Regions from separate parts of the Mus musculus genome. Here all the other regions are linked to region 2. Evidence: chromatin loops called from intact Hi-C (ENCODE). Cell type or tissue: heart. All regions are shown on one strand. Region 1 overlaps Cmklr1 (chemokine-like receptor 1). Region 2 overlaps 1700069L16Rik (RIKEN cDNA 1700069L16 gene). Region 3 holds the start of Cmklr1 (chemokine-like receptor 1).

Evidence for each region. A loop is a pair of places that touch in the nucleus more often than their neighbours do. Peaks named below come from ENCODE experiments on the same cell type or tissue, not always from the same donor. Only the 100,000 strongest peaks of a DNase experiment are listed, where the experiment ranks them.
Region 1: it touches region 2 in a loop (1.9-fold over the local background); 2 of 42 quality-filtered maps call a loop at or near these places.
Region 3: a loop joins it to region 2, with 2.0 times the contacts of the local background. A loop is called at or near these places in 4 of 42 quality-filtered maps.

What each region holds. Positions count from the first base shown.
Region 1 is chr5:113,629,726-113,637,725 of GRCm38, reverse strand. The region is part of intron 1 of Cmklr1 (chemokine-like receptor 1); the gene reads left to right. Among named protein-coding and RNA genes, the nearest start is that of Gm15736, 10 kb to the left of the region's middle. In heart, no CTCF peak of the experiment used is centred here; DNase peaks (open chromatin) are centred at 1,395, 1,785, 3,225, 4,535 and 2 weaker places; H3K27ac peaks cover 3,027 bases; H3K27me3 peaks cover 740 bases.
Region 2 is chr5:113,700,345-113,708,344 of GRCm38, reverse strand. All of the region lies in intron 2 of 1700069L16Rik (RIKEN cDNA 1700069L16 gene), which reads left to right. Among named protein-coding and RNA genes, the nearest start is that of Gm46919, 5.6 kb to the right of the region's middle. In heart, no CTCF peak of the experiment used is centred here; a DNase peak (open chromatin) is centred at 3,894; H3K27me3 peaks cover 1,898 bases.
Region 3 is chr5:113,646,677-113,654,676 of GRCm38, reverse strand. Cmklr1 (chemokine-like receptor 1) reads left to right here and starts at 4,287. Exons shown (of 3, transcript NM_008153.3): 1 at 4,287-4,456. It overlaps Gm52823 (a long non-coding RNA gene), which reads right to left and starts at 3,933. Exons shown (of 3, transcript XR_003955975.1): 1 at 3,800-3,933; 2 at 3,228-3,519; 3 at 1,106-2,490. In heart, CTCF peaks have their summits at 928 (motif pointing right) and 4,482 (motif pointing right); DNase peaks (open chromatin) are centred at 2,286, 4,136, 5,766, 7,326 and 1 weaker place; H3K4me3 peaks cover 1,636 bases; H3K27ac peaks cover 1,187 bases; H3K27me3 peaks cover 3,882 bases.

The sequences.
Region 1 (8,000 bases), 71 kb after region 2:
CAGGGACTGCTCCTGGGCCAGGCTGGAAGATTCTTCCGGACTCTTCTTGAAGGGTTTGGGAGGTGGCTTCTTCCTCCCACTACCCCACACCCGGGGTTTTTGTTATTTTATTTTAGACCCCAATAAAAAATAGAAATGCAATTTCAAGATGGCGACTGCCAGGGGTCCTCAGCATGCCAGGTCACCTCCAGACCACCCCCACTCCTTGCACACACAGGCTCCAGCCTCAGTCTCAGGGATGACACTGGGGATGTGCTCTGCGAAGAGCCTGCCTCTCTAGCTCCCTGGCTACTCTCTGAACCCCACCATCCGGATACACCCATAGGGTTGCCTAGAGAGCCAGCCAACCGGTGCCCCGCAGAGCTCCTGTTTCCCTGCTCCCTGCAGCAGCCCCAGATGCAGCAGGTAGAGGTGGAAACCGAAGGACTAGCTCTCACAACCAGAGCCAGAGCAGGTATTTCCGTGACTGTGCTGCAGGTGTGTAGCTGGGCTGAGTGAGGACCGTGTGGCATCAGAGGACGTTCAGAGGACGTTCTTCACCGCTTAAAACAGCCTGGCTCTGTGAAAATGGGCGGGCAGTGTTTCCCCATTATAGAAGCCCTTCAGGGGCAGAACATTTACCTAGCAGGCACAAGGAAAGCCCTGAGTGCTCATCTCAGCCACCACATTCCAACAAAACAAACCAAAAGTTACAAAGGATAACACAAAGGGAAACTTAAAACAACAAACTCTGGTAAGCCGGAGTGGAAGGCTAAGGATTCAGTTGTAACATTGTAGCACATATAACAAGATTGCTTACAACAGTGTTACATTAAGAAACTAGGCAGAGACCAAGTGCCCCGCCTGATAACATCCTAACAGTAAGGAATTGGTAGCAAGAGCACATGCCCTGGGGAACTGGTTATTGAAAAGCTGGTAAGCCTAACACTGAAATACTATGCAGCTATCTGGAAGGGTGAGCTATGTCTTACCATCTCCCAAATCTACTACTGGGTAAGGAGGGCATGTGTATATTTTCTTCAATGCAAAGTGGGAGGGAAATCAGGAAAATCCTTTGTAACTACCCAGAGGCTATAAAAAGACACCCAAAAAACTAGTAGAAGGAGCAGGATGCCCTGGGATATGGACGGTGGTGTGGGAGGGGTAGTAGGGCTTCTCTTTATAGTTCGACATAGTGTGAACATCTCTAAATAGAGTTGTATCACCTAGTCAGAAACGTAATAACTAAAAATAGATCAAACTTGAGTCAGGAGTAGAGGGCCTCCCAGGAGACATCAATAGCAAACGTTCTGTTTTGAGCATGTGCAGGAAACTTCTGGGCCTCCGTCATCTTCCTGGACAAGTCTGGGACTTTGAACCACCTCCACTTTCTTTTCCCTGTCACCGGGGAAGAGTCCTGTGGGGCTCATGTAGGAATCTGCTGAGTTCCGCATCTTCTGGCCAGCTGGGGTGGGCATCTGGCAGCTTCCTGTGGGCCAAGCTGGTGTTTCAGCACAGGTCTGCTGTCTCTCTCCCAAGGCAATTGGGAGACCGAAGCTTTCAGGAGAACTACGGCTCTCCTCAATGCTCCCTTCCAACGGCGGTAGAAGTTTCTAGAGAAGTCACTGACCCCATGCTCAGTCCATAAAATGGCCTGAGATGTCTTAACCCTTCTGGATGCTGCCAGGACTTTCCCAACCACTGTCCCCCCACGTTGTCACCAAACAGCTTTGGTTGAGTAATGCCTCTTCCGAACAGGGCTGCAGGTCAGGGCAGAGCTCCTTGCCGGGGCGTGCAAAAGGCCCTGGGGTCTGTCTCCAGCATTTCGTAAGTCAGTGAATAAAAAACAAACCTCAGCCTTTCTGTGAGGTCACCCAGAGCCCTAGATAAGCTTCCAGGGGCTCCTCCTCTGCTCAGCACAGGGGCTTCTCCATTGCCAGGGACTCAAACCCCCTAGAGCAGAGCTCAGGCTGCTCCTGCCAGGTCTCTAAGTCTTGACTCTTTTCTCTGATCTTATAGCCTATCCCTTAGTCCCTCTCCCTCTACCATCTCTCTTCTTTCCTCTGAGTTTTCTCCATTACTTCTTCTGCCCCTCCACCTTTCTGTCCCTACCATGGTGTTGCCTGTCCACCCCTTTCCCCAGACCTGTTTTAGCTCCCTGGTGCCTCCTCCTGACTATGGTCTCCAGGTCCACCAGGCCCCACAGGGCAGTCTGAAACACAGAGGACTGGAGCCAAGGGTGGGCCAACCTTGAGAACAGTGGTCAGTGCAGGCACCTGGCCCAGGTGTGTGTGTGTGGGGGGGTACACTTTTGGCTCTGCAAACATCTGTCCTGAGAACCATGATGCTTTAGAGATGAGGGGCCGTGTTTTACTGTTGCACTGGGCCTGTCCACATCTCAGCTGGCTGTGTAGAGTTTGTGACCTTTCTAGAGGAAGTTCACCCCACTTGAGACAGATGAGAGCCAGAAGTGGCTATGATTCGGAAGGGTGGGGATTTGGTGGCACCTGCAAGCCTGGTCACAAGAGTCAGAGAGGTCATCTGCTCTCCTGTGATCCATGGTCAGGTCATTACAATTAGAACATACAGGCAAGTGGGAGTTATTTCTGTACAGAGCATCCATGAGGGTCCCGGGCATCTCCTGACCAGTGTGTGTCTGCCTCGGTGAGCAGCTGTCTGAGACTTAGTTTCCTTATCTTTCAAGTGTGGATCACAGCAAGGCCAGGTTCCTCGATTATCACTGGAACATCAGGACGAGAACTTGGCTGGAGACTGAGGCTAGAGACCCAACCTGGGCACTGTGGGAAGGAAGGATGGATACAGTGTGGGCACAGGGATAACAGGTGTAACTCGGGACTATCTGTGGCAAGCAGGGATGCTACATGGAGCCCCAAGCCTTGTTGAGTTTGTATGGTAAACCTTATCAATAAACAAGGAGTGTAGGGATCACAGGGTTGGTCCAGGCCTGTTCCACACCGGAGCAGGGACTCAGTAGTGTCCCTTGGGAATAGTTTAGATATTTCTTTTGGTTTTCAGCCACATATATCCCCCTCCCCCCGCCGGACTGAACAGCTAACCCTCCCTGGTACACCCAGAGGACATGCTTGGCTGAGCTGCTGTTTGGAACCCTGTTACCAACTCCGCATGGCCAGTCTCTCCTGAGATACCCCAGGCTGGGTGTGGCTAGGTCCCCAGGGACCCTGTCTCTGTAGCCCAGCAGGAATCCGCCTCACTGTGGTTTGGACTGTTCAGAGCCAGGATCATGTGACCTGGAAGCTGGCACCTCCTCGCCTGCCAGGAGCCTGGGAGCAGTTCCGGCATCGTCTGGTCTGGTCTGTTTCCTTCTCAGCCAGCCCTTGGCTCGAGGTCTGTTCCTTCCAGGTCCCTTCCTCCTTTCACTCTTACTTGTAATTTATGTTCCTCCGATACAAACTTTTCCTTTGACCTCCCAGCTGCTTCTGGACCAAAGCAGTGCTCAAGCAAACAGATGAATGGATAAACCCATCACACCCACCGGGCAACTCACCCCGCATCCTGAAGGCTCAGGGTGGGGCAGCTGGCTGGGAGTTAGGAAGGATGCTGAGAAAGCACCGGCTGAGGTCAAAGGGGGAAGCGGGCACTACAGGGGCAGGGAGGTGACCGTGCATTCCTGGTGGCTCCAGGGGCCTGAACCAGGCCACTCAAGTTCAGTTAGTAAATGGAGAAGAACTCCCCGTGACACAGGAGTCTTACTAGAAGTTCTGCTGACTGGGGACTGTTCACCCAGCCTGAAGTACCTCTCTGCAAACTACAGGCCAACGGACGTGTGTGTTGCACTGACCTGTTACAAAGGTGGGGTGACCTGCAGGGACATTCCTCGTTCACACACTGAATCCTGTGCCCTAAGATAACCTTCAGTTCTTGCAAGGGACAGGCGATGTAATGCTCTGTGTGTGTGAGGTTCATGAGGTCCTAAGTACACCCAATCTGCAGATGTGGGCCTGGGGTCCTATGACACAGAATGACAGTAACTGAAAGTCAGGTTACAGCTAGATAAGGTTTTGAGCTCTCTCTCTCTGTCTCTCTCTTTCTCTCTCTGTCTCTCTCTCTTTCTCTCTTTCTCTCTTTCTCTGTGTGTATGTACTCTCTTTTGAAACATGATCCTTCCCCAGAAGGCAAGGGTATTACAGATTACAGGCTTAGACTTCCAAGTTTAGTTTATGAGGTGTTGCAGATAGGATCCCGAGATTCGTGCATAGCTGGCAAGCACTCTGACAGCCGAACAGCACCCACCAGCCCTGGGTCAGATTTACTGCCATTAAATGAGGCTAAAGCTCTCGACACTGAGCCTGGTGACCCCCTTCTTCCCCAACATGAGTTGGCAGGCTTTCACCCCAAAGCTCTCTGACAATGACCTGACTTTTCTTTGGTCCTCAGCCAGCATCTTGTCCCCTGTTTGGCGGCAAGGCAGGGCAAAGGGGCCACTTCCTTGGCCAGACCCCTCCCAGGTCAAAGTGTGGGCTTTGCCTTGGAAGAGGTAGCAGTGTCGATGGAGTGGACAGTGGCGGGGCAGACTGACCCCACCCCTCCTCCCCAGAGCCTGGGAACAGGGTGGGACCTCACACTCCCCCATCCTGGCAGCATCTATGGCCCATTCATCACTGCCTGAGCCAAGGCCGTGGACTTCTCATGGGCTAGACCGTAGCTGGGTGCCTGGGGCAGGTCAGGGTCCTGGTCCTCTCGAGTTCCCCTGGGTTGTATAGGTTCCTGCAGCCCCCTGCTTGCCTTGGAGCCAGTTTTGTGTCTGGAGACAGTTTTGTGAAGAGATGGGAATTTGGGGGGGGGTGGGTCACTGGAAGTTCTTGCGATGCCGGAGGTCTGTTGCAATGGCAGACAGACAGAGGGAAGTCTGGGGGCAGGGCAGCAGCCAACAGATGACCCACAGGAAAGGCTAATGGATGAGAGGACCCCCGCAGGTATCAGACAGGGAGGCAAACCCTGGGACGAGAGAAGGATGAAAACCCAGTGCGGACTGACTTGGTCAACCTGTCGGGGAGCCTGGTACCAGGAGGTTTATCCCTAGTGTAATTTAGGGGGAAAAAGTTTCCTGGAGTAACGCAGTCCCCAGTGCACACGGAAACATAATTGCATCGAAACTCAACTCAGGGTAGTGTCATTTCTTCCAAGAAACTGGGTTGTAGAAATAAGCTTCCTGTACTAGCTTAAGGACCTAAGAGTCATGGGTCATACAGACAGCATAGAGGTCATTTAGAGTATTATGGTCTGGCCCAACAGATAATGAAGATCACAGGCTCTTAATCACTTCCAAGCCCCACCTTCCTGGACGGAAGAACAGGTTTTTCACCTTTCCCATCGGAAAGATGCTTCACACTACTGGTTTCTCTAGAGACCTGTGGCCTCTAGGATCTTCAGGCTCTGGGCAAGTGGACAGGTGTTGTCACGGACAGTGTAGGTCCTAAGAGTCTGGCTGCCCGCATCCCAGGTCCACTGCTGGTCCTTCCTGGAGCTGTGGTCTCTGGCTGGAGCCATTGCTACTCAGTGCCTCAGTTTCCCCTGCAGCCTCCTCTCTTCCAGCGCAGACCCCATGTCATCCACCCAGGTCTATCTCTTTGGGAAGACAGACAACTCTGCTTGCAAGCCTCCACCACTCCTTGCTGCCTGCTTGACACAGCCTCAGACCCCTTGGGGTGTTGCCGGTGTCTCCTCCCATCTCCTCTCTCTTTAGCTACCTGTTATCAGGCCTCTGTGACCTGTACACAGCAATCCCCACTCCCCCACCGGGATACCCTCTTCATCTATCTGGCAAAGGATTTATGCCCTCCCTCCAGAGATCAGGTCAAATGTTATCTCCCCCAGAAGTTTCATCTTGTCCCCAGCCTCCAGCCTCCAGCCCCTTGCTATGTGCAGAGCCAGGACTCATGGTGACCAGCAGGGACAGGCATTTTTTTCAGATCCCCATGCCTTCCCATGACAGAGGAAGGCTGGGATGACTCCGTCCCTCTCTCTTACCTTCCCTTGCTCTTCCTTGCACTATGGCAGAGATTCAGAGCATGCGGCGTGGTAAATTGCAGCTGACTTAGTGTCCCCACATTGAGGAACAGCAGGAAGGAGTCTGGGCTTTGGCCAGCTCCACCCTGATAGCGGAGGCCAGGAGGACTGGACTTAGGGCAATATCTTATGACCCTGACCATGCTGTTTGTCTCTGAGGGTAGGGACTGGGCCATCTTACTCCGCGGCACCTCGCAGGGAGGGTGGCAGGCAGGAGGTGCTCACTTGGAGTATTTTCCTAGAAAAGGTGGATGCACACAAGGGTGCCGGGCCCACGCCTGCCTCCAGACCTTTGCACTTCCCTTTCCCACTTCCCAGAATGCACTGCTACCACATGGCTTCCCATCCCTGCGCGAACATCTACACGCAAACATTAGCTCCTCAGAGCGGCTTCCCAGAGGCAGCGTGGTCGGACCCTGCTGCGTTCCTGCGCCTGCTGCTCCTACTTAAAAGCACAGCTTTGTCTGCGGTGCTTCTTGAGGTCAGTCTTGCTTCTGAAACACTCAGCACAACCTCATCCTCGTGGGCATCCCGAGGGCCGGGAGCTTCCATCTCTCTCAGTCTTCAGGTGTAGGATCGGAGGCACGGAGAGATGTGGGGCTTGCCCCGGTGATGCAGCAGAACCGGGCCTCCGGAGTGTTTACTCTGCCTTGCATTGTTTCAGGTGTTTGTCACCCACACCCTTTCGCACGGGTAGCCATGTTCTGTTCTGTATTATCCCAGCGTCCGCGGTTGGCCTGGCCCACACATGCTTGGTTAGTGTTTTCTGGAAAGGAGGAGGGAGCAGGGATTTGGGGAAGGAGAATGGTTGCTCCACAGAGCCCAGTCCAAGGTCAAGGTCACCTGGCTGGAAGTATCTCCATCTCTTGGAGGCTTGAGCCTATCTGGGTGAGGCTCACTCCCCCCCACCCCCCGAAGGAGAACCTCTGTCTCCTGACCCCATCCCTGGCAGAGATGCCAAATGGAGCTTTGCCCTTTACCACCATCATTTGGGGGTCCTTCCAAGTCCACTTCCTGCCACAAAGGAGCCAGGGGTCTCTGATGCACAGTGGGTGGTGGTGGTCACTATTGAGCAGTGGACAAGGACCCCTAATGTGTGCTTTGACCAGACCACTCAGACAGCTGACAAGGACTGGGGGTGGGGGGGAGTGGACCCTGGACCCTAAAGCACTGAGCCCCCAAGGAGCTGGTTGGAAATGTGTAGCAGCTGACCCGTAGGTGACACCTCTTTGCTGTCAAAGCTGCACAATGCTGGAACCAGGAAGTTCCTTCCCACTGTCCACAGCCCGGTGATGGAGACGAAGGGCCTGGGGCCCAGAGATGTGAGGCAATTGTTCCCTGTCAGCCCACCCAAAAGGGCTGGGGCCGGGATGCTTCAGATTCCTGTGAAACTCAAGGGAGGAGGCAACCACGGGGTGGGAGCACCCATTCTGCCCACTCACCCGTGGCCAGCAGATCCAAGAAAGGTCAGCTTGTGTGAGTCTCAGTTTTTCAGCTGTGGAGTAGGGCTGAGGAGCTAGTGGTGTCTCCAGACAGCCACAGAGGCTGGCTGTTCCGCTGAGCCACCGCCCGGCCGTTGTCCTTAAGCTAGCAGTATGTCTGAAACGGGGAACTGAGTCCCAGGTTCAGGATGGATTGTCTGGCCAGCCTCCCCTTATCCCCATGGAAGGCAAACTAGCAGCACAGTGGCCCGTTCTGTGGTCTGTGTGCTGAGTTCCTATTGTGTGCTCTCACGAGTGTTTCCTCCCCTGCCCGTTTGCACCCTCAGAGGGATGAAGACATGGACCCCATTTACACAGTCAGCTCAAAGAACAGAGGTGGCTAGTCCATGTGAGAGCTACAGAGAGCCTTTGGCCCTACCTGGTCTGGCTGGCTCCCAGTTACAGCTTCCTATCCGTTCCTGCAGTTAGGATTGCCTGTTCTAGTCAGCCAGAGCCCAGTGTGGCATTTGGCAAACTCATCTTGAATGTCCG
Region 2 (8,000 bases):
GGCCCAGCAAGCCTGAGGCCCTGGGCTTGAGTCTCACACTGCATATACCAAGTGTGCCGAATGACTGTCACCCCAGCAGTCAGAAGAAAGGGAAGGGAGGAACAGAAGAGCAAGGTTATCCTTGGCTATGTAGTGACTTCTAGGCTAGCCTGGGTCACATGCAAACCTGTCTCAACAAACAACTGTACAGTGGTGGTGCACGCCTTTAAACCCAGCACTAGGGAGGCAGAGGCAGGCAGATCCCTGAGTTCGAGGCCAGCCTGGTTTATGGAGGAAGTTCCAGGACAGCCAGGGCTACAACAGAGAAACCCTGTCTTGAAAAACCAAAACCAACCAAATAAACAATGCCCGCAAGCAAAAATAAAACAAAATGAAAAATTAAGTCAGAAGTAAAAGCAGACACGTGCTTTGGGGACCAGTAAAGGACAGAGACACCATCTTTACTGTGGAGTTGCAAAAGTGTGGCTTCTAGGCCTCTGCTCTGAGTTGACGTGGAGGAAGGATGCACCCAGGCTGGGCTGGCTTAGCATGCACAGCCTGTATTTCTCTTTGCAGCCAGACATCGCTCACTGGGAGATAAAGTCATTTAACTAAGACTGTTTTCTGGCTGGAATCGCTACAGATGATTTCCTGTTTGTCTCCTAAGAAGACTGGGCGACAGTCCCTGGCCTGCCAGCCTTGGGCAGGCTGCAAGACATTGATCTTTGAGCGGGGAGGTTCTGCGGTGGGTAATGGAGTCGGTCTGTGATCCAGAGGCTGTGAAAGCTCCTTCCATTTGATTCTGGCCCTGATATGAACTCATGGGCTTTACAGGAAGCTGGGTAGGAGCGATGGAACCTGGAGGATTCTTCTGCTCGCAGAGGTCTGCTCTGCTGTCTTGTCATGATGTCGCTCAACAGAGAGGGAACAGGGACAGAAATTGCGATCATGAACAAATTGCAACAAAAATGGTACATTTGCCTGCACAGAAGGGTCTGGAAACTTCTTCTGTAAAGACCCCATAATAAATATCTTCAGCTGTGCAAGCCACATGAGTGTCTCCAGGGAGACAGCTCAATTGGTTGGGTTTTGCTGTCGTAAGGATCCGAGTTCAAACTCCAGAACCCTTATAGGAAACGGCATGGTGGAGTATACTGGTGATCCCAGAATGGGGGAGAGAGTGGCAGATGGATCCTGGGAGTGCATTGGCCAACCTGGTCCAATCCGTGAGTTCCAGGCCAATGAGAGCTCCTGTCTCAAAAAACACAAGGGATGTGTTAAGAGAGATGGCTAAGCAGTTTAGAGCATTTGGTTTGGTTCTCAGCTCCCACACAGTGGCTCACAACCACATGTAATTCCAGTTGTGATTTCATAGGACACCAGGAACACGTGTGGTGCACATATATAGATACAGGCAGACACATACATAAAAAGACTAAAACAGCCAAGGTGGACAGTGAAGGACACGGACACACCCCAGACGGCTGGCTGGATTGGGTAGAGTAGCTGACTTCAGCTGGTCAGATCACACTCCTTACCCTCCTTCCTTAGAGAACTGGATTTTAGTTCCACCCAGCCATAGGTTCCCAAGTTCCCAGGACCACCGACTCACCTCCTGCCTCCTGCTTCAGGGATGGGTTCTCTCTCTCTCTCTCTCTCTCTCTCTCCCCCTCCCTTCCTTTATTTTATGTACATTATAACTGACTTCAAACACACCAGAAGAGGGCATCCGATCCCATTACAGATGGTTGTGAGCCACCATGTGGTTGCTGGGAATTGAACTCAGGACCTCTGGAAGAGCAGTCAGTGCTCTTAACCACTGAGCCATCTCTCCAGCCCCCAGGGATAGGCTTTCATTGGTTTGATTGAGGCAATCAAAACAGTCCGTTTGTCTGAATACAGTGGTTGGTTCAGGGTGGGCAAGAGGCCTCAGTCAGAAAACCCTAGTGAATATCATGGCTCAAGCACATCAGACAGGAGGAGTGAAGCCCAGGACTCCATGTCAGCTTCCTTTTGTGTTTCTTTGCAGTGCTGGGATGAAAAGCATGGCCTTGTGCATGCTGGGCAAGCAAGCTACCACTGGGCCACCCAGCCCCTTAAGTTCCTACTTGAAAATTCTATGAGATGTGACCTATGTGCTGGCAGCCTTGAGACCCTGATCAGACTTTGGTGATACTGAACACCATGCTCTATAGGTCTGTCTGCTGTCAGAGCAACTCTGCAGAAGGCCTTCCTGGTGGCTCTGTGGGGGCTGGAAGGAAGGAGGGAAGAAGGAAGGAAGGAGGAGGGAGGGAGGAGGAGGGAGGGAGGAGGGAAGGAGAAAGGAAGAGGGAGGGAGGAGGGAAGAAAGAGGGAAGAAGAATGGAGGGAGGAGGGAAGGAAGGAGGATGGAGGGAGGAGGGAAAGAAGGAAGGAGGAGGATGGAGGGAGGAGGGAAGAAGGAAGGAGGAGGAAGAAAGGGTGCTGATGTGAAGGGTTTTCTTTTTGTTTTCTTTTGGGGGGACACCCCTGTTGAGTTCACAAAGTTTGGATAAAATCTTATTTCACTCCAGAGCTTCCTGGGTGAGTGTGTCATTCTTGTGGTTTTGTACTCGTAAGAAGGAGCTATGTACATTGGTAACCGACCCCTTCCCCGACTTTTCTGTGCTACCACTGCTTTGACAAGTGGTAGGCTCCAGTGTGGAGATAAGAAAAGAACACACAAGCAGGTGAAGTGCTTTCTGAGAAAATGCAAGTTCCTGGATCTAGCTGCTCCTGAAACCCAGCCAAGTCCTGCCTTTAACAGAGGCAGCTGGAACAGCAGATGTTTTGTTGAATGTGTGTAAAAGGCTCTACCTTCTCTTAATTTGGTTTCTTCAGTAACCAGAAGGCTGAAGGAGCACAATACCCATTGCCAGGGGACTCGTGTGCGTCAAGGGGAACAAATCAGAAAGAAAGGTTTACAGAAACACCAAGAATGGGTGAGCTCAAAGTCTTATACTAAGTCCCTGAAATTGTCTAGACCTGTTCGTTTAGGGTGACTTCTGGTGGCTGCACACCCCATGGCTAGCCCTAAAGGGACCAAGGAGAACAAGCAAGTCATATGCCTGAAAGCCTTCTAAACAGTTAAGATGAGGACCCACCTGGCCAAGGCAGGAAGGATGGCTCAGTAAACACTTGCTGTATAAGCTGTGTGGCCCAAGTTTGATCTCTGTAGCCCGCGGTGGAAGTGTCTCTTGAAAGCTGTCCTCTGACCTCCACAGCATGCACGTATCTCGGGGCACGCACTAATACAATAATAATTAGTAAAAATAAAATAAAATCAAGAAGAGCAGGGGCAGGCGGTTGTGTTTGCTATCTACAGACCTCATTTCTTGTTTATTTCTATTGTTTTTCTCTTAAATTTTTTTTCTTTGCTTAGAATACAAAGTATCAATGCGGTCTGTCCTCCCCCTTAGATTTTTTTTTCCTCTTCTTTGCCTAGAATACAAAGTATCAGTCTAGGCTGTCCTCCTGGTCTACTTCTGAACAGCTTGCGCACATCCTTACAGGGTTTTCTTCCATATTTGAACACTTGCTATGTGCACATACTCACACAGACTGTTGCAAGTTTTTCTTAGTTACTTAGAAATAGGTCTTGGGCACGAGGAGACCTGGTTTCTTTTTGAAAGAGCTCTTTAATAACCTAAGGGAATATTATCTATTCCCCCCTGTGGACCGACACAGGCTTCCAGCTTTTCCTTTTGTCTGTGCATGTTTCTGTAGGAGAGGAGGCGAGGCGGATGGACTTGCAGGCTTGGAGCAGCCCTTGCCTGTTTGCTGAAAGGTCTCCCCCCTCCCTCTGCCTTGTCAAGGGTGGGCAATTAGTTTTGGCTAATCCGATCGACAATAAGATTTCCTTTTATTGTTTCAAATTTCCTTCATGTTTTTTTTTTTCAGCTCTCAAACACCTTCCTTTTCCTTGGGCAAGCATACCCCCTCTTCCTCCTGTTCCTCCCGGCCTCCACACCATTTCCTTTCTGCTTGGCGATTGGTGAGCTACAAGCATTCTGTTCTAGCTGGAGAGGGGTCCTCCCTAGGGTGTAATTAGCACCAAGGCAGCTCTGCACTTCCATCTTTCTACAAGAAATTCAAACCTTTGTCTGGAGTGGTAAAATCTAGTGTTTGACTGCAGGCCAAGTCAAAAAAAAAAAAAAAAAAAAACCAGGCCGGACAAGCAATCAAAGCTAAATGGACTCCGAGCGCTAAGCACCCCTTTCCCTGGTCGGGACAACAGCTGTCTTCCTGCCTGCTCGCCCTTCTTCTGCATCTCCCCCTCCTGGGAAGGCAGAGAGAAATCCTGACAAACGCCCCCCACTGAATGATGTGCTGTTCTCTGGGAGTTTTCAATTTGGCTGTATTGATTTATAAGGTCTTTTCAATTACTGAATTCTTGTAGGTGGCAGAGCGGAGGACCGAGGACGTGAGCCCCATGCTCGATCGATCTCAGGTACTTCCACAGGGGCGTCCGTGTGCCAGCCGGAGATTGATGAAGCCTCGAATAACGAGGCTTCCCACGCAACATTTATTAAATGAGAATCTAGAATTCATTAACACGGGAACTTGTCTGGAGAATACGAGGGGGGCGAACCCTGAGCTGCTGCACTTACTGGTAGCTTAATATATGAAGGCCATTTGGACTCTTATGAGATTTCCTCTCTCCCTTTATTGGGGTGGTGTGCTTGGGTGGCTTCTTGGGAAATGTCCGTCAAAACTCGGGGGAGATAAGGACTAGAAAAAAAAGGCCAGTTCCCCAATTCATCCTCAAGTGAGGATGGTGTCAGCAGCCAGTACTGAACCTCTGATTCAAAGCAGGGCCTCAGTATAAAAGAGAAGTGGCCAGCCAGTCAATGACCCGGAGAGACTACCAAGTACTAACCATGACTGTAAGGGAGCTGGCAGAAGCCAGGCAGTGGTGGCGCATGCCTTTAATCCCAGCACTTGGGAGGTAGAGGCAATGGATTTCTGAGTTTGAGGCCAGCCTGGTAAACTCACAGAGTGAGTTCCAGGACAGCCAGGGCTACACAGAGAAACCCTGTCTCCAGAAAAGAAAACACACACACACACACACACACACACACACACACACACACACACACACACACACACACAGAGGGAGAGAGAGAGAGAGGGAGAGAGAGAGAGAGAGAGAGAGAGAGGGAGAGAGAGAGAGAGAGGGAGAGAGAGAGAGAGAGAGAGAGAGAGCTGGCAGCACTATTTCTAAGCCCAGCCAGGTCAGCTCCCAGCTTAGAGATTTGTACCTGCCTTCACAATTGCTTCCTGGGAGTGGCCCACATGCTGGGTACTGGATTAAACTGTGTCTTAGGACTGTCCAAGTGGGTGGGTTAAAGGGGACCGGATTTAACCTTGTGTAGCTCTGGAAGTCTGATATCTAGGATGGAAGTATCTATAGGACCTGTCCTGCCTTTTTAAGGATCAGCTTCTGCTGGTCCCTGGCTCTTCTTTCTTCTTCTCTTTTTGAGAAGAGGGCATCAGATCCCATTACAGATAATTGTGAGCCGTCATGTGGCTGCTGGGGAATTGAACTCAGGACCTCTGGAAGAGCAGTCAGTGCTCTTAACCGCTGAGCCATCCCTCTAGCCCCCCCCCCCCCCGCTCTCTTTGGCCTGTGGGTACATGCCCACCTTTCCTGCTGCCTGTCTTCACATGCCACCTTCCCATGTGCTGATGTCTCTAAACCTTTCCATAGACAGACAGACAGACTCCTGCCACTGAAGAGAGTTCCCTCTCCAGATCACTTGTGACATTCCCTCAAAAGGGTCACATCTCCAAAGACCCTGTTTTCCAACAAGGTCAGTTTCACAGGTTCTGAAAGGACCCGAATCTCCGGGTGACTCTGTTCATAGTACAGGGGCTGTGGGGGACGCATCTGTTGCCACCTTCCCCACAGGAAACAGAAAGAAGAGATTAAGGAGACACAAGCCTGTTACATAGGGGCAGCTTTGCCCCAGAGTCCTTCCTGCTGTCCAATGGAGCAGGAAGGATGCCACTAATTTTTTTTTAGAGATGAGGAGACACAGGGTCAGGCAGGTGGCTCCTTACAGCTGCAAAGGGCCACAGCTAGGTCTTGCCAATTCTTTATCATAAGGGAGGTAGGAAACAGATGTACAACGCAGGACCCTACATTCCAACCACACCCTGGGAAACACTACTGAATCCCAGAGTTTTCAGTGGAGCATTCTACCTTCCCTTTGATGTCTCCTCGTCTGCTTCTGCACAGTGTACTTGGGCACAACCCTCCAAACCTGCCCAGAGTGGCTTAAGTCAGGACCCTGGCCTACACCAAACCCATTAGCCCTTGTTCTGGGGGCTTGGAAGAGAGGCCAAGGGATTCCCAGCCTCTGATGGGAGCCTGATACTGAGCAAGCAATATCTGCATCACCTACCCTGTCCCAGGGTGTGGAATGGGCAGAATCAGCAGCCAGTCACTTAGTAGCCAATTAGCAGGAAGCTGGGAGAATGTAGCTTCACAGGTGGCACCTGCAACCCAGTCATCCCCTTCCCTGTCTCCTGCCCAGCGTCTCCATGCAGCCCTGGTTGTCCTGGAACTCACTATGTAGACCAGGCTGGTCTGTTACTCAGATATCCATCTGCCTCTGCCTCCAGAATGCTGGGGGTTAATACAGCTGTGTGTGCCTCCGCCGCCACCACCCAGGTGCTTTGGTATCTGTTGCCGAATCAGAGCAATTTGGGGATAATCACCAAATCAAAAGCAAGTTGGGGTAAAAGGGTTTATTTGGCTTACACATCTGGATCACGGGCAATAGTTGAACACTACTGAGCAGCTTGCTCAGCCTGCTTTCTTACACCGTTAGGACCACCTGCCTAGGAGTGTCACCACCCAGAGTGGTTTGGCTCCTCCCCTAATGCTTCAGTCAAGAAAATGTCCCATAGACTGGCCTACAGGCTTATCTGATGGAGGTGTTCTCTCCATTGATGTTCCTCTTCTTGGATGACTCTAGCTTGGGTTAAGTTGACAAAAACCTAACCGGACATCTTCCTCTCTGCTATGGTGACTGCGTGGTTGACAAGGCTCACCATTACTGTCTAGCCCTGACAAAAAGGAAGGCACTGTGTGTCACAAGTCCAGGGGTGGTGGTGGTGGTGGTGGTGGGGGGGGGGATCAAAATGCAAGTTTAGTTTCTAGCAGACTTGTAGGCGTGTTTCATTTTCATCCCCAGAGTTAAGACGTGCAAGTGAACCATTCCTGTCTGCAAGCTTGGAAATGGTTTGTTACACATTACCAAGACTTTACTATGTGGCAGACAAAAAAATTAACGACCCCCAACAAAGAGGAACTTAAGCTATCGAGGCCTTTATTTTAAAAGATTGTTCTAGAAGATAGTTGCGTCACGGGCGTTTCCTATCTTTTTGTCTTGCCGATTCTATCGTGTAGGCCATGACTATCCTCACGGTAACTGCTCCAAGACTCTAGTCAGTGCTCAATATCAGGAAGGGCAGATGAGAGCCGGGCAGCCCTTTCTCTGCGCATGCGCGTGCCTTTCTTGCTGGTTCAGATCAGAACAAGACACAGGGCAGTATGATGGGGCTAGACAGCTCTCTATGTGTCTCTCTCTTTTTCTTAGTGTGTTTGGTCACGTGGAGGCCAGAGGTCAAGTGTTACACTGGCTGTTTTCAAGTTAACTTGCTACAAATTAGCCTTACCTGCAGTAAGGATCCCCGCCCGAGGACCCGCCCAGATTGTTTGGATTGACATGGGAGGACCCGCCCAGATTGCTTTGACAAGCTTTCTGCTAGCAGTGATAGAAGGTTGTGGCAGAAAGAGGGCCACTCCCTTTTGCTCTCTTGCCCCCTGGGTTGACTCAGCCTGCTGCTGTTGCTGCTGTTGCAGGTTCCTTTGCAGACATCAGAACCCCGAGTGCGCGCAGGCTCCCTGCATGGACTAAAGACTGTGGATGAGGAGTCAGGGAAAAGCTGTGTCCCCAGAGACTGACTGGTTGGAACCAACTTCCGTGGAGAGG
Region 3 (8,000 bases), 54 kb after region 2:
TCCCCTTCTCTGTAGCTCTGGCTGTCCTGGAACTCACTCTGTAGTCCAGGCTGGCCTCGAACTCAGAAATCCGCCTGCCTCTGCCTCCCAAGTGTTGGGATTAAAGGCCACCACTGCCCAGCTACGATTTCTGATTTCCATTTTTAAGTAGCTTTTAGGGTCAGGTCTGACCTGTGGACTCTGCTCTGGGCTCCTGGGAGGCGAAGCCTGGGCTACTGGGGGCGGAGCTTGGGCTACTGGGGGGCGGAGCCTGGGACGATCTGGACTTCTGCAGAATCCTTCACACAGGGGAAACAAGGTAGCTCTACCACACGTGGCTGTGTGCCATTGGGGAACTGACTTCAGTCTCTGTGCTGCTTCTCACTCGGGGATAAAAATGGTTTCTGCCCCATGGCATCTGCGATGCCAAAGTCCAACAGTGGGACAACGATGCCTGTCTCAGTTTTCGCAGGTCCTCTCCAGCTTCAACCTGCTCTAGCCTGGTCTCCTCTCCCTCAGGAAGCCCCCCCCCCCCCCCCCCCCGAACTGTGGCTCCCAAACTAAATGCTTTCTCTTCTAACTCGCCTTGGTCATGGTGTCTCTTCACAGCAGTAGAACAGTAACTGAGACCGAAGGTGATACCAAGGAGGGAACCGTTGGTGACAGGCCTGACCATGGGGGATTATGGGGGATGCGGAAAAGTTTGGAACTTTGGACTAAGAAAGTGGTTGAAAGCTGTAAGCAGAACTTAATGGGCCATCGTATTAGGAACGTGGAAGATCTCAGCGCTGAGAGCACTGTAGAGTCCCAACTCCCGAAGTTTCCGAGGGGAATTATATTAGCAGCTGGGTTAGAGATTAACCTTGTGATATTTTGGCAAAGAATATGTGGCTGATTTTTGTTTGTTGGTTTTTTTTTTATTATTACATATAAGTACACTGTAGTTGTCTTCAGACACACCACAAGAGGGCGTCAGATCTCGTTACAGATGGTTGTGAGCCACCATGTGGTTGCTGGGATTTGAACTCTGGACCTTCGGAAGAGCAGTCGGGTGCTCTTACCACTGAGCCATCTCACCAGCCCCTTTTTTGTTTGTTTTTGTTTTTTTTTTTGTTGTTATTGATTTTGTTGTTGTTCTTATCCTAAGAATCTGAAGAATTTTGGAGTAATTTCATTGGCAGAGATTTGGAGACAGCCTACTAGTGACTGTGTCATGGGGTCATCAGCAATCACAATGTGCTACAATGAAACAGAGCAAGCAGGATGAAAAAAATCTAAAGGGTAGTTTGATGAGGAGAACAGCAGAGTGTAATATTGGAGGCAAGTCCTGCACTTCAGGAGTTGAGCCTTCTAAAGACTGGCCCGTGCTAAGTGGAATAAAGGGATTGGTGCCTTCAGAGCAAGATCCCACACAGCTAAGCTGGCAGAATTTGGTGGCATCGAGCATGTAGTTCTGACTTTAGAGCCATGGAGGATACGGGAGTAAAGGCGTTGGATAAAGGGTGTGTGTCCGGGATGTCCTGCATGGAGGAGGCCATTTCCTGAGGGTGAATACTAGGTTACGTTGGAGACCCCGAGATGTTGGAGATGCTGCAGACAAGGTGCGGAAGCAGCACAAGAGAGTGAGGTGTGTCGCAGTGTCAGTCAGTAAGGCTTGAAGGGTGGAGCCATCTAAGCTCTTTGACATTGGACATGGAGCTACAGGATTTGGAGTTTGGGGTTTGGTCTTGCTCTGGTCCAGTTTTTCCCTCACTACCTTTTCTCCCTTCCATAATGGCACTGTATATCCTGTGTCATTGTATGTAATGTATATAACTATAATGTGTACATTGTATGCATTGGAAGTATGTGATCTGCTTTTTGAACTAGCAGAGGGGAAGAGAGAGATGTGGATTTAGACAAGCTGGTCCTCTAGGGTACTGTGTTGTATACACTATATACAATTACAATGTATACATTGTGTGCATCGGAAGTATGTGATCTGCTTTTTGAACTATCGGAGGGGAAGGGAGAGATGTGGACTCAGACAGGCTGGTCCTCTAGGGTACTGTGTGACCCTGGGGAACTGACTTAATGGCTCTGGTTCAAGCAGTTATCTGGGGAACGGAAAGGTCAGGGTAGTTCTGCCTTCTGTGTGCTAATGTCACTGACTGGCCAATTGGGAATGGCACGTAGCACTCTGAGGGGTCAGGCATTGTGGTGCTTTGAACCTGTCCCCATTGTGTAGCTGCTGGGAACTTTATCCCCCCCCCCCCCAAGGAGAGGTGGGGCCTTTAAGGGATGAATCTGTTTTAAGTGTTCTGGCAGACTAAGGCCATTGCTGCTGACAGGCTGACAGGCAGAGCTCAGCCCTCTCCTCCCTGCTCCTGTGTGGCTTCACCTCCTGTTTCCCACCACAGGCAGCAGGAAGCCCACTAGACACCAGCTTCCGGGCGGCTTCCCACCTCCAGAACCCAGATCTACAGAAACTCCCGCTTGTGAACTAATGTAGTCTTGGGTGTCCCGCTATAGCTGCAAAGACAAAGACAGGTGGTGACAGATACAACCCAATTGTCTAGGACTTTGAGGCTGAGCTGAGAAGGTACCCCCTCCCTGCCTTTGTCTTTGACCTCCCCTTCCCCCCGCTCCTCCTCCTCTTTATCCTTTCTCCATTCTTCTCTTGTCTTTATCCTCATCTCTCTATCTTTCTTCCCCTCCCTCCCCTCACTCTTATTTCTCCTCCCCTCCCTCTTCTTCTCTCTCCTCCCTCTTTCTTCCCCTCCCCTTCCCTCTTCTCTCTCCTCCCCCTTTCTTCCCCTCCCCTCCCTCTTCTCTCTCCTTTCTTCTCCCCCTCCCCTCCCTCCTCTTCTCTCTCCTCCTCTTCCTTCCCCTCCCTCCATTCTTCTCTCCTCCCCCTTTCTTCCCCTCCCTCTTCTCCTCCCCTCCCTTTGTTCCCCTCCCTCTTCTCTCCTCCTCCTCTGTATTCCCTCCTCTCCTCTCCCCTCCTCTCCTCTCCTCTCCTCTCCTCTCCTCTCCTCTCCTCTCCTCTCCTCTCCTCTCCTCTCCTCTCCTCTCCTCTCCTCTCCTCTCCTCTCCTTCTCCCCCTTTCTTCCCCTCCCCTCCCTCCTCTTCTCTCTCCTCCTTTTCCTTCCCCTCCTCTCCCTCTTCTCTCTCCTCCCCCTTACTTCCCCCCTTCTTCTCTCTCCTCACCCTTCTCCATTACCTTTCCCCTGCTTCCTTTCCTTCTTCTTTCTCTCCCCTCTCCTCACCTGTAAGTAGCTTTAGGCAGCAGGGCTTCCAACCATGACAGACCTCAGCTTGGTCTTAGCTGTGAGCCCGAGCCGGCTGCCTGGGCACAGATTCTGGTCCACGGCCTCAGCATCTCCATCCGCCATGCGTGATCTACTCTTCCAGCCCCGTTGCAGCAGGCATGGTGATGCATGACACTCTCAACCAAAGCACTTGCTATGGATCACACAGGCCAAGGACTGTTATGTCTTCCTTCTGGAGGTTGAGGACTGGGATCTAGCCTGGTTGGGCTCCAGCTCTGCCATCTCCTAGCTGGGTAGCATAGGGTAAGAAACTTAACCTTTCTGTGCCCCAATTTCCTTACCAATAAACAAGGGTAATAAAAATACCTGTCCACAACCACCACTGCCGTAGGGAGGATGTAGTATCAAGTTCCTAGCACTGTGAAGGTTGTGTACTGAGTGCCCAGTACCCTGCCTTGTTCTTGGCTACTTCAACAATTCTGTTGCTGTCGGTGCCAATAAACTAGGCACTATATCAGGTGGTGGGGACAGACTGGGGAAGACAGGCAGCAGGCAGGACAGCGTGATACCTCTGTCAGTGCTTGCTGTGATGTGGAAACCCAGAGTAGTCTGTCAGGGGAGGTTTCTTCATCACGGAGAAGGAGCTGGAAGCCATCTGGCCACACTAGGGGCAAGAATAGCACTCAGAAGTAGGGAACAGCAGGCAAGAGGCCATAGGGCTTGCTACCGTCCCTACTGCGGGCAAAGATAACCAGCTGCGGGTGGGTCTTCAGGTCGGTCAGGAGTAACTTCCCCAGCAGCCTGGTTTCAAGGCTCCATTTGCGGCTCCAGTTGTGCGCCCAGACAAGGGGCGGGTCATTCCTAGTGGGCCGTTACCACCCAGGAGCCCAGCCTGGCTGGCAGGCGAAGCCTCCTCTGGGGGAGTGGCGGGGGGCCCACTCCACACAGCTGGCGCCCCCGCCCTCCCCAGGCTGTTTCCTGCTCCTCCCGCCCCTCCCCGCTCCAGCTGTTTCTCAGGCTGAGTTCTGTCCCTGTCCCCACACAGAACACAGGACAGAGGGAGGCTCTTAGGATGTTGTGCTCCGCGGGGCTCAGACGAAATCTTCTGTGAATGGAAGAAATGCTTCCAAGCAAACAGCCACTACCAGAACAACTGAGAAAGAGGCCAGAGCGCGAGTTCTCAAACCCTGAAGTCGCAGGAGCCGGAGGGGGATATTGGAGAGAAGGTACAGCACTTGGTTCTGAGTCCTGCAGAGGGCGGGAAGGGACGCGCAGGCAGGGACTGGAGCTCCTCTTTGGGTGTGTGTCAAAGGAAAAGTTTCTAGCATAGAATCAGAGCTGAAGAGCGACGCTGGTGTTTGTGAAAACCAGCGTGGCCACCGCAGGCCATCCGTGAGGATGAATCCTTCCTCGACTCAGAGCAAAGCCCACTTGTGCCGTGCCACAGACCACCCCCGTCAGGCTCTCCGGCTCCCGAGAGGACAGTTCAGTGGCTGCTGACAAAGGCTGGCCTTGGGGGCATGTAACTACTGTGAGGTCCACTTCTCTTTTTGTTTTTTAGTATTCTGAGTGACCAGCGCTGCCATGAACACTTTGTGGGATAGTTTTGCTTTGTGTATTAGTCCCGTGGATATATTCCCATAGGTGACCCCATATCACTGTGTGTGTGTGATGCTCTGTGTGATGTCCAGATGTGCAGGCAGAGGGAGAACGTGGGGTGTCTTCTTCTGTCACTCTCTGATTATCATAAGCCTTGTCAAGGTCTCTCATAGACCCAGAGAGAGGCAGAGGCAGGAGGATCTCTGTGAGTTCAAGGCCAGCCTGGTCTACAGAGTGAGTTCCAGGACAGCCAGGGCTACATGGAGAAACCATGTTTTAAAATTATTTTATTTTTAATTATATATATGCATGCCAATATCTATGTGGGTCTGTGCATGTGAGTGCACGTGAGTCCCGGACAAAAGAGGATCAACTTCCCCTACAGCTGGTGTTACATACAGATGCTGATGAAACCATGTCAATGCTGGGAATTGAACCTGGGTCTTCTGGAAGAACAGCTGGTACTCTTAACCACCGAGCCATCGCTCCAGTTCTTCACTACCCTTTTTTAAAGATATGTGAGCTGTCTGGTCATGGCAATTTCTTCCTGCTGACGCTGTACATGGCATGGCATAGGGGTGCAATAGCCTTGAAGCCTTCTTAACACTAGGGCTGCCTGCCTCTGCTTGAGATGCTTCTGCTTGCAACTCTTTATGTGATGGGGCAGGGTCTCTCGCTGGGACCCTGAGCTCACTGACTAGGCTTAGCTGGCTGGGCAGTGAGCCCTATGGATCTTCCTGACTTCTGCTTGCAACTCTTTATGTGATGTGGCTCAGAGAGGACAGGCCACAGGTCTGAGGTCACACAGTGAGGAAGTGGAGGAGGAGGAGGTCTTGTGTTTGCTGTGTCTTAAGAAAGCCTTGATTTCCCTTTAACTCTCTCTCCTTCCCCTTTCCAAGGGGATCTGTGGTTCTGGCTTCTGTCAAGGGCAAGGCTGGCTTGTCTCAGGACCTTGCTGCTGCCAGTGTGTGTGCCTGTTCACAGTTCACTCAAGCTGCAGAAGGGGCTGGCTCGGGACTCTCTTCTGAAAGGCTTAGCTTAAACTTGTGGGGTGTCTGGCATGTGCGAGATATCATCTGAGAGCCAAGGACAAGTGGCTCTGGACTCGCCCAACTCTTTGAGGAGTAGATGAACCCCATACAGGCTTCTATCTACCTCAACCCAGTAGAGAGGTCTCCGCACCCCCATATAGCTGCTTCCACATGGTCTTATAATCTGTCACTCATCTAGTCTGTCTCCTAGCAACCTGGGGCTCACTGAGGCACAGCTCAGTGTTATGTCCCTGGGGACCTCCATCCCCTCCCTAAGAGCTGTCCATGGAGAAGCTGGGCCCCAGTTTTAGCATCTGCAGAATGGGCTGGGAGACTGGACTATAGTCCTGCCTCTTAGATGCCTGATTACGAATGACATCTTGAGGTGGTTTTCTGGACTCGACCATGCCTCACGATGAGGGTTCTAGTAACACCCCCAGTTTGCAGATTAGAAACCCGAGGCCTTTTAGGGTTCTAGAGACAGACCACCACAGACTCTATAGGGCCCCGCAGCTCTAGATCTGGGTTTGTGCCTCAGTTTCCACATCTGTGAGACGGGGTTCTGAACAGGAGCTACCCAGTAGAATTTTTACAAAGGAGAAGTGAGATAGGATCTCCCTGGCAATAATGCTTGGCAGACAGTGGTCCAGTGTGTGTATGTGCAGTATATGTATGTGCAGGTGTATGTGTGTGTGCATGCATGTTCATAGGAGAACAGACCTCTGCCTCCCCAGCACTGGGGTCAAGTGTTCACTGCCACATCCGGCTTTTACATGGTTGCTGAGGCTCAGACTCCAGTCCTTGTGCTGGCTTGGCAAACGCTTCACCCACTGAGCCATCTTCCCAGACCTTATCATGGGGTTTTCAGATTATTAATGTGACTTCTTCCCTGAACCACAGACACCTGTGACATTGTGACTGTCATCGACAGAATTCCAGGGGAGGCTCTGAGCTGGGATCTCTGTCTCTGTCTCTCCATCTCGAGAGACAGAGAGAAGCAGGGTCCTGGATATCTTCCTCTGTCACTGTCTACCTCACTGCTGTGACACCAGGCCTCTTGCCGAATTAACAGCTCACTGTTTCTGCCATAGTCTGACCATCAAGCTCCCCAAATATACAAGTCTTCTCCCCTCAATGTTGGAGTTACAGGCACACACACACTCATCCCCGGCCTTTAATGGGCAAGCTCTCTCACCCCCAGCCCCCTCCCCAGCCCTCGTGAGCATTTCTTAGAGTTCCAGTGTTTATGAATCATGCTGTCTAAAAGGTGAGCCGAGGCCATCTCTGTGCCAACGGGCTCTTCAGAAGGTTCGATGCCCTTCCTACCCGAGAGCGGCTGACGGCCCACAAGTGTTTTCCTGTTTTCCTCTGCCTAGGCTCCTGATGCTTTGCTGTACACTTGAGTTTCTTTTTCCTTCCTAAGCAAGTATTGGTGGATCTCTGTGAAGCCACATGCCCTGTGTCAGCAGTTGAGGCCAGAAGGCTGCGTGGAGAAGTGAAACTCTGCCTTATGGGACACAGCATGTTCCATCTCACCAGGTTACCCCTGGGTGGGGGCTTTGCAGCTCCTTGAAGCTACAGAGTCTGTTTGTCAAAAAAACAAAATGGCCCTGGTGGTTCACGCCTTTAATCCTAGCACTTGGGAGGCAGAGGCAGGCGTATTTCTGAGTTTGAGGCCAGCCTGGTCTACAGAGTGAGTTCCAGGACAGCCAGGGCTACACAGAAAAAAACACTGTCTCAAAAAACCAAAAAAGCAAAACAAAACAAAAACGAAAAACAAAACAAAACAATAACAAAAAAAAACAGACAGAAAGATGCAACCTAAAACCAAAAAAACAAAAAACCCCTGCTCCTCCGGGAAACAGCAGGGCAGTTTACCAGACTCCCTTCAAAGAGTCCCCATAGCTTTACAGTGGGCTGCAAACTGCAGACCTACTCCAAGGTCTCAAGAGATGAATGTTCAAGGTGTTTGTTGGACTTGAGCCATCAAAGGAGAGGCATTCTGATTCTCCTGCTGTTCCCTGCAGTAGGAGGTATAAGCTGCTGAAGACTGTGTGAGCTTCAGGAACAAATAGGCCCGAGAGAACTTACTTTCCCAAACATGAAAAAGGGAGGCCTTTTATTTTATTTTATTTTATTT